Regions from separate parts of the Homo sapiens genome. Here region 1 is linked to region 2. Evidence: chromatin contacts called from ENCODE Hi-C or POLR2A ChIA-PET data. All regions are on one chromosome and are shown on one strand. Each heading gives the region's core, a stretch centred on a gene start or an enhancer-like site at or near the end of the contact. The rest is flanking DNA. Distances are from core to core; before and after follow the strand shown. Region 1 overlaps LOC107985634 (a long non-coding RNA gene). Region 2 has its middle 120 kb from the start of TBL1X.

Region 1 (4,012 bases), core at 67-2,566, 74 kb before region 2:
TTTCTGAGGAGGGTGCAGTGCAGAGAGCACTCACTCGGGCAGAGTGATGAGGGCAAAGTTAACAGGTTGTTAAATGTGCAAGGATGAAAAATATATCTCTCCTGTACACGTCTCTGTAGGAGCTACTAGGGAATGTATTTCAGCAACACAAAATAGTAAACCAGGAAGGGAGGAAGACAAGGAAACCAGGAGACAAGGTCCCATGCTGGAAAGAGGTTGGGGTATTTTAGGACACTAGCCGTGTGCTGGGTTTAAAGCTAAACTGGTATATTGCAGAGCAGGAGGACACATGGCTCTCAGTGGCAGTGTTTGGGTGGAGACATGGGCGAGTTAGGTTATTTAATGTGTGTGAGCATTTGGGGAAAGCATTTGGAAAAAAATCAGAGAACATCTCTAGAAAACTAAGCAATTACATGAGACAGTTATTAATCCCAGAAAATACTCAGAGTTGTACAAGAAAGGAAATGCAGTCATAGTTTGCCACGTGGATCAACAGAGAGCATATTAAGCTATAATAACAGAAAGACTGTATTAGGGGCCAGGTGTGGTGGGTCATGCCTGTAATCCTAGTGCTTTGGGAGGCCTAGGTGGGAGGATTGCTTGAGGCCAGGAGTTCAAGACCAGATTGGGCAACAAAGTGAGACCCCTTCTCTATAAAGTTTTAAAAATTAGCTGAGTTTGGTGGAGTGTGTCTTTAGTCCTAGCTACTTGGGAGGCTGAGGTGGGAGGATCACTTGGGCCCAGGAGGTTGAAGCTGCAGCGAGCCGTGATTGTGCCACTGTACTTCAGCCTGGGCAGTGAAGTGAGACCCTGTCTTTAAAAAAAAAAAAAAAGACGATTAATTTTTTTTTTAACTCATAGTATCCAAATTGAGGGGATGGGTCAAGGCAAACTGGGGTAGTTAGGCCAGAAAAACCCTCCAGTATCATAACAGAAGTTGATAAAAATGACTAAAATTAATAAATTGAGAAATAACAGTATATGAAAATTATTTAGAAATATAGAGGAAAATTCTAGAAGGAACAGAATGGAGTGGAAAGTTGTTGCTCCTGGGGTGGAGGATGGGGGTGAAGAAAGATGGAACAAGGATTGCTAGTACCTCAGATTCAATTATGTACATGCTTTAGTTGGATTTAATAATAATTATTTTTTAAAGCACATGGCAATTTCTCACCCCATGAGCTTCTTTGGTGACATTTCAATTCAATTCTGGTGACATTTCAATGGGGTAATGCATTTTCTGTGAGTCACTTGCTACACCCAGTCCTGCCCTCTCTGCTGAGGGGCTGATGCCAAGTACCCACCCCTTACCACGGAGCCAGCAAGCTGTGCCTTGCCCTCAGGGCCCCCATGCACGTCGCCTTGCAATCTTTCTCCTGTCATTCTACAGCTATTCAGGCCACTGTAGATTATTTTAGAGACAGTGGATAAGACGCTAATGAATACTTGGAGTAGCATTTGTTGAAAATGAAATGCTGGCATGCATATTTTAACAGTAATCAGTTTGGATCAGCAAATAAACACAGAGATGGGGAAGACATGCAAGGGGACCTCTTCTCTCCTCTAGTGTTTCATCAACTCAAGGAAACTTGTTTTTCAAGGCAGCTATTTCTCCACCTAACTGCATCATTTTTCCCCGGCTACGTTTTCAGAGAAAGAGTTCCCCATCTTGTATTTCACAACTGACAGTATTTGCCAAGAATTCACTAGGAAAAACACAAAACATGTCTTTTCTGTATGGATGTGAGCACATGTAAAAAGCTGAGTTCTGACTGTGTGGTGGATTTTTAGAACCACCATTTTTAATGGCTAGAGTTGAGGTCTCCCATTTGTACTTTCTCTCTCTCCCCCTCTTGTCCCCTCCTTCCCTCCTCCACCTTTTCCTTTTTTTTTTTTTCTCTCTCTCTCTCTGTCTCCTTCATTTGCAAGCTCACATAACCTTGTACAATTGAATCCTTACCCTGGAGATTGTCATAGCAGAACCAATTGTGCCCTAGGGAATAAAAAGATACGAGAATTGAAACACAGTGTCAACATATGGTAGAAAAATTGTCAATAATGTTTTGAAAAAGTGGGGAGATTGGAGGCTATTACCCTGGGAGGAGGAAGCAATTGTTTAATAAATGTAAAAGTCACAGAAATGCAACAACGTCTTGTCTGGCAAATATTTCATTTGTGGGAACCACTGACTGAAGTCATTTGAAAATGTAGCAGAAGCATCCCAAACAAATTAGAGGATCAGAACTGGCCATGTCATTGCATCAAGGTAGCCAACTTCTACTGCAGAAGCATCTTTCTGAAAGAGGGACTTTTTGTCATGCCCATTGTGGAATGCTTTTTTGTGTGTGCGTGTGTAAGAAATATTAGTTTTATTTAACCAGTTTTCACAGGTGAATATTTATTATATAAAAACTTTACAGATCGTACAGTTTATGTATAGTTCAAACTAATGAACGAAAAGGTAGGTCCCACAGATGCAAAAACACTGCATGAATCAAGGTAAAGGCGGCTTTACACACGATACAGCTCTCCATGGGGCCAGGGAGGTGGTCAGTTCTAAGTATATATTTCAAAAATGTACAAAAATAAGGTTTTGATTTTATTTTGCTCATCATACATTCAATATGATTGCAAGCTCAGAAGCCTAACTAGAAATAGGGATCTGGAGTCTGGAGTCAGTACCCACTCCTGGAAGGAAGGCACGTGTCTATCAACGCAGGGCACACTTGGACACCATACTGAATTCACCATATTATATAAACATAAAAGCACAGACCAAGAACATTCAATGACGAATATAAGGTAGTTCTTTTTTGTTTGGAAAGGAGATTTTGCATTTAATAGTGTACCGAAATAATTTTAATTTATTAAATAAAATGTATTCTAAGTGAACCTAAAAATTACACTATGTAAACATAAAAATACTTTATTGTGGTGTAATACATCAATCATATCTGCAAAACGAAAACCAAAACTGTATATAAAGTAGCATTTCTCACCCAGCAACAAGAAGCACTCATATAGTTATATTTCAAAAGGGTCAAAAAACTATTTAAAACCCGCCAAAGACTAACTTGTAACCTAGATATTCAAACTTAAGCTATTCAGTGCTTCACTAATACTGCAAAGAAAGCTTTCTTCTAGAGACATTGCTTTGCTTATAGTAACTGGGTAAGAACTGGATGTATTTTAAAAGGAAGGGGAAACCAACTGATATCTCAGCATGAATCTTAAACATATGTCTGGTTTAGGAGTATGCTCCTCAGTGAATGTTTCATCAGAAGTATTTGTTGTAGAAGCTAAGTCTTATTTTTGATTTGGAATTTCCCGAATCTGAGGTATCGGTACCTACTTGGAGAAAAAGCCAATGCCTCAGATGACTCTGTGTCTCTATGTAGGACAGGGGAGGTGAGGCGGGCTAATACCCCTTTAGATTCTCTGTTCTAGAAGGAAAACATGACCAAAACAAACATTATTTCAGATTTTTCTGTCACCAAAATCAATAAAACACACTTCTGGTTTTATACAGTACTAGCCAAAGACAAGAGAAATTAGAGCTTCTAAGAGCAATCCTGTGATCACCATTAAACTGTTATAGTTGTGTGTATATGACTATAAAATACTGATGCTTAGACAGAAAAGCATTGTAGTATTTCATTTTATTTTAAGTGATTTTATTTTATTTTAAAGCTACAGTACTTTCAAACTACTCGATAATACATAGCGTGGATTTTCCGAGTCCTGCTTCCACACGTGAGCTACCAGCGAGCATGACTCAGGCTGTGACAATGGATAAGGACAGCTGGAAGCAATGGTGTTCTTCTCAGCCGGAACCCGGTGCGGTCAGTGTGCAGCCTGACACTCGAAACTCATTCATCTTCCTGTGTAAGTACTTTCACATGGAGTCCAACCCTTGAGCAGAGCCCCAGATTTTCTGCAGTACTTCACATGTTCTCTCGTTGGCCTGTTCCAGATCCCTCTTCATGTTGCAGCACACCAAGGCTTTGGATTC
Region 2 (3,759 bases), core at 691-3,190:
AAAATTAGCTGGGCATGGTGGTGGGCACCTGTAATCTCAGCTACTCAGGAGGCTGAGGCAGTAGAATTGCCTGAACCTGGAAGGTGGAGGTTGCAGTGAGCTGAGATCGTGCCACTGCACTCCAGCCTGGGGAATAGAGCGAGTCTCCATCTCAAAAATAAGAAAAAATAAAATCCACCATCTTGCTGAAATGCACATATGTATATATATCAACATGCAAAACACTCTAGTAGAGAATATAACAGAAGGGAACATTTCCACTCCCCACCGCCAATATTTAGGCTTTGCAGGACATCCCCAGAATGTGGCGGGCAGTGCTTTGGGAGAGAGGGCTCCTCCCGAGGCTCTGGGATATTAGGATATTGGCGATGCCCCCCCCCCAGACACCTGGAGCACCCCCTACTGTCCTGTTTTGCTCACCCTCTTTTCTTTTCTTTCTTTTTTTTTTTTTTGTTGAGATAGGGTCTCGCTTTGTCACCCAGGCGTGAGCACAGTGGCACGATCATGACTTACTGCAGCCTCAACCTCCCAGGCTCAAGCAATCCTCCCACCTCAGCTTCCCAAGTAGCTGTCACCCTCTTTTCTGACATAAGGTCTAACTAAGGTCAAGAATCAGCTTTAGGCTTGGAAACTTGGCCAATGTTTTCTGCCTTTAACTCTAGAAAGTTTCAGACAGGAATTCCAAACAACCCCAGTGCAGGCAATGGCAACAGACGGACCCATGGTGCAGAGGAAACTGTATTCATTTCTTGCACTGAAGCTAGTGAAGAAAAAGGTGACTTATGTGACTACACAATGGGGAATAACTTAGGATACCGTCCTTAAATGTTAAACAAGAGGAATACTGTGCAAGAGGGATATGGTTACTACATTCTGGCATATACAATTCCACGCGGTGGAATTTAAGCCCTCATTTAAAGTATAATTTTGAAAAATATTTAGTGACCTAGAAAAATATTTATTTTTTAATACTAGGTAACCAAATCGGAATGCTGAACTATTTATACAGAGTGAGCCCGATTTTATTATTTACCTCACCTCCATCCTCAACTCCCATTTTTGGATGGGAAAATTCTTCCACACAGAGGAAAACGACAGGCACGTCGTGAATGCAAACGTCAACGTTGGTTTTCTCTGGGAATTTTTATTTTCTTGGACAGAAAAGTGGCTACACTTTGTTTTTTATTAGGAAGAGAAGCCGCTTTAACATCTAAGTAGTGAAGCCACAGCGAAGTGAAGAAGCCCCTTCACCCATCAGATGGCTTAAGAACGTCATCCTGGCGTCTTCCAAAACTCCTCGAATCCCCTCCTGCCGTGATGACACAGAATCAGAGGCTTCCAGGGGTACGCTTAGGGGGCATCTGATGCGCAGGTGCACACGGCAGCTACTGAGCCCCAACTCTGGAGTGTTCTTACTCAGGGATTTAATTATAGGACGGGGTCGTCAGGAGCAGGTCTCCCACTGCCCTGCAGGAACCCTTTTTGACCTTCAGTAGAGACAGAGCCCTAAAACTTTGGGCCTGATTTTCCCTTCCCCAACTCCTCCTCGTGCCCTTCCCAGGCACTTCCTCACCCCCAGAGACTCCCTTCTTTACCTCTGTCCCCAAGTCCCTCTCCACCCAGGCCTTCTCAAGGGCTCCCCCGCAGCAGGACCCCTCTGCCGTCCCCTTTCCTGTTTCAGAGTGTCGCGGCGTTCTGGGAACCACAGCACCCCCCAACAGCCCTGAGATCCCCGGGGGAGGACCCGGTGAACCTGAGCCGTGTTTTGGGAGCACAGGGAGACACCCGCGCGGGCGGCCGGCGGCGTGGGGGCGGGGCGCTGCGAGTGCGCAGCTCTTCTAAGGTCCTCGGTAATTCTTTCCCAGTCCACGTAGGGCGCTGGCACAGACCGGCCCCGAGTCTGATCCTGGGGGAGGGGAGGAGAAGAGAGGGGAGGGGAGGGGAGGAGGCTGGAAGACTAAGAGGGAGGAGGGAGGCTGTGGCCTAAACTCCAATGCAGGGAGAGGAGGCTAGGAGGGGGGAGGGAGGGACAGAGAGGGGATGAAAAGCAGAGGAGGAGGGGGAAGGGGAGGAGAAGGAGGAGAGAGGGGTGCAAAACGGAGGAGGAGGGGGGAGGAGGGAGGGGGTGAAAAGCAGAGAAGGATGGGGAGGGGAGAGGTGGAGGGGAGAAGGAGGGGGAGGGTAAAAAGCAGAGGGGGAGGGGAGGAAGAGGGAGGGGTGAAAGCAGAGGGGGAGGGAAGGAGGGAGGGGGTGAAAGCAGCGGGGGAGGGGGAGGGGAGGTGGGAAGGAGCAGGGGGAGGGTAAAAAGCAGAGGGGGAGGGGAGGAGGAGGGAGGGGGTGAAAAGCAGAGGGGGAGGGGAGGAGGAGGGAGGGGGATGGGAGGTGAGGGAGGGAGGACAAGGGGAAGTGAAAAAGGGAGGAGGGGGAGGGGAAGTGAAAGAGGGAGAAGCGGGAGGGGAAGTGAAAGAGGGAGGAGGGGGAGGGGCGCCACCCAGCCTCTTTCCGGAGGAGACTCATTTAGATGCAATGGCCAATTTTTTTTTTTTTAAACCAGACTGTATAAATTTACAGTTTCCTTTTCAGCTGAAGCAGACAATGTTAAAACACATTAGATTTTCTGTTTCGGAATGCAAATTAAACATAGGCAAGCTCTTGGAAGGCTTCATTGAGGGCTTGAGAAAATAGGAGATTGAAAACGTCGATGCTTGAGTAAGGCAAGAGATTTTAGCCTTGCAGCAATGTGGTCGTGTGTGTGTTTACTTAAAAAGAGAAAATTGCTTAATAATAAAACGGCCCTAGTCTTCCTTGAACATAACAGGAAGCACTGCTTAAAAAAACATTTATTTCTTTTTTTTTTTACAGCCACCATTTATTTGTCGGTGCACAGGGAGGGGGTGCCGTTGAGGCAGGGTTGGGGTAGTCACCCAGGCACTCCCCAAAGCCTGCTCACCCGGCCCCTCCAACCCCAAGGAGTGGAATCTAGAAGCAGCCCCTAGGGGCTCTCCCCTCTAATCTAGAAATGACTTTCCTAAACAGCTGTCACTATAAACTAGGTTCCTTTCTGTTCTCTGTCCCCTTTTTTCACCCCCAAAGCAAAAACAACAAAAACACAACCTAATAGAAAAGCCCCTCCCGCCGCAACTAAAAACAAGCAGAACACTCGCCCCAAATTCTGTTTCTGCTGTTCCTGCCCCCGTTTATAGGAGCCTTGTGGGCTATTTTCTGCTCTTTTCTCCCCCTGGAGAGTTATTTAAGTCCTTTAAATGCCATTCTGTGCACACATAACTTAAAAATGGTCTGGCACGGGGGAAAAGTTGGCAAATGTCTAGTTCACAATCTGTTGGGTTATGTGAAGCCAGATTCAGTAAAAACTCTATTGGCTTCCGGAGCCAGGTTATGCAACATCTTAAAAGGGTTTGGGGATGTGTCTGTAGGAGGGGGAAGGGGGACCTGAGAGGGGAAATACCGAGCTGGGTGTCACATGTAAGTTTGCTATACTGGGGATGGCCGTGGACACAGACGGGTGTAGGGAGCTGCACCATTTCAGTCTTAAGAGCAAGAAGCCCCCCTGCATTTTAACTGTGTGGGCTTTGAAAATAGGGGTGAGGGGACCAAAAGGCCTTCCCGGGCCATGAGTTCCTGTAGGGTCTCCACGTTGAGATGGCGAGTGGGGGATGGGCCCGTATGAGCCGGCTAGGGCTGCCATGCCAGAGTAGCAGACAGGGATTCCCTCACATTCTGGAGGCCACATGTTTGAAA

What was found. A loop is a pair of places that touch in the nucleus more often than their neighbours do. ChIA-PET counts read pairs that join two places held with the same protein, here RNA polymerase II (POLR2A). Pooled maps may share reads with other maps.
Region 1: a pooled map shows a loop between it and region 2 (7-fold over the local background). The contact joins two enhancer-like sites. A Hi-C loop is called at or near these places in 1 of 168 maps with a recorded cell type or tissue (K562) and 4 of 50 pooled maps. POLR2A ChIA-PET finds 5 or more read pairs at or near these places in 3 of 52 experiments (AG04450, K562 and activated T-cell).

The regions. Positions count from the first base shown.
Region 1 is chrX:9,414,420-9,418,431 of GRCh38, reverse strand. It overlaps LOC107985634 (a long non-coding RNA gene), which reads left to right. Exons shown (of 4, transcript XR_001755795.1): 3 at 3,691-3,885; 4 at 3,974-4,012. It also overlaps the pseudogene LOC442443. Among named protein-coding and RNA genes, the nearest start is that of TBL1X, 49 kb to the left of the region's middle. RefSeq lists a silencer at 3,772-3,977. Within about 2 kb of position 1,316, at least 3 of the 41 ENCODE cell types and tissues checked have a DNase peak (open chromatin) inside an H3K27ac peak, as active enhancers do.
Region 2 is chrX:9,340,817-9,344,575 of GRCh38, reverse strand. No RefSeq gene overlaps it. Among named protein-coding and RNA genes, the nearest start is that of TBL1X, 120 kb to the left of the region's middle. RefSeq lists an enhancer at 2,517-2,576. Within about 2 kb of position 1,940, at least 32 of the 41 ENCODE cell types and tissues checked have a DNase peak (open chromatin) inside an H3K27ac peak, as active enhancers do.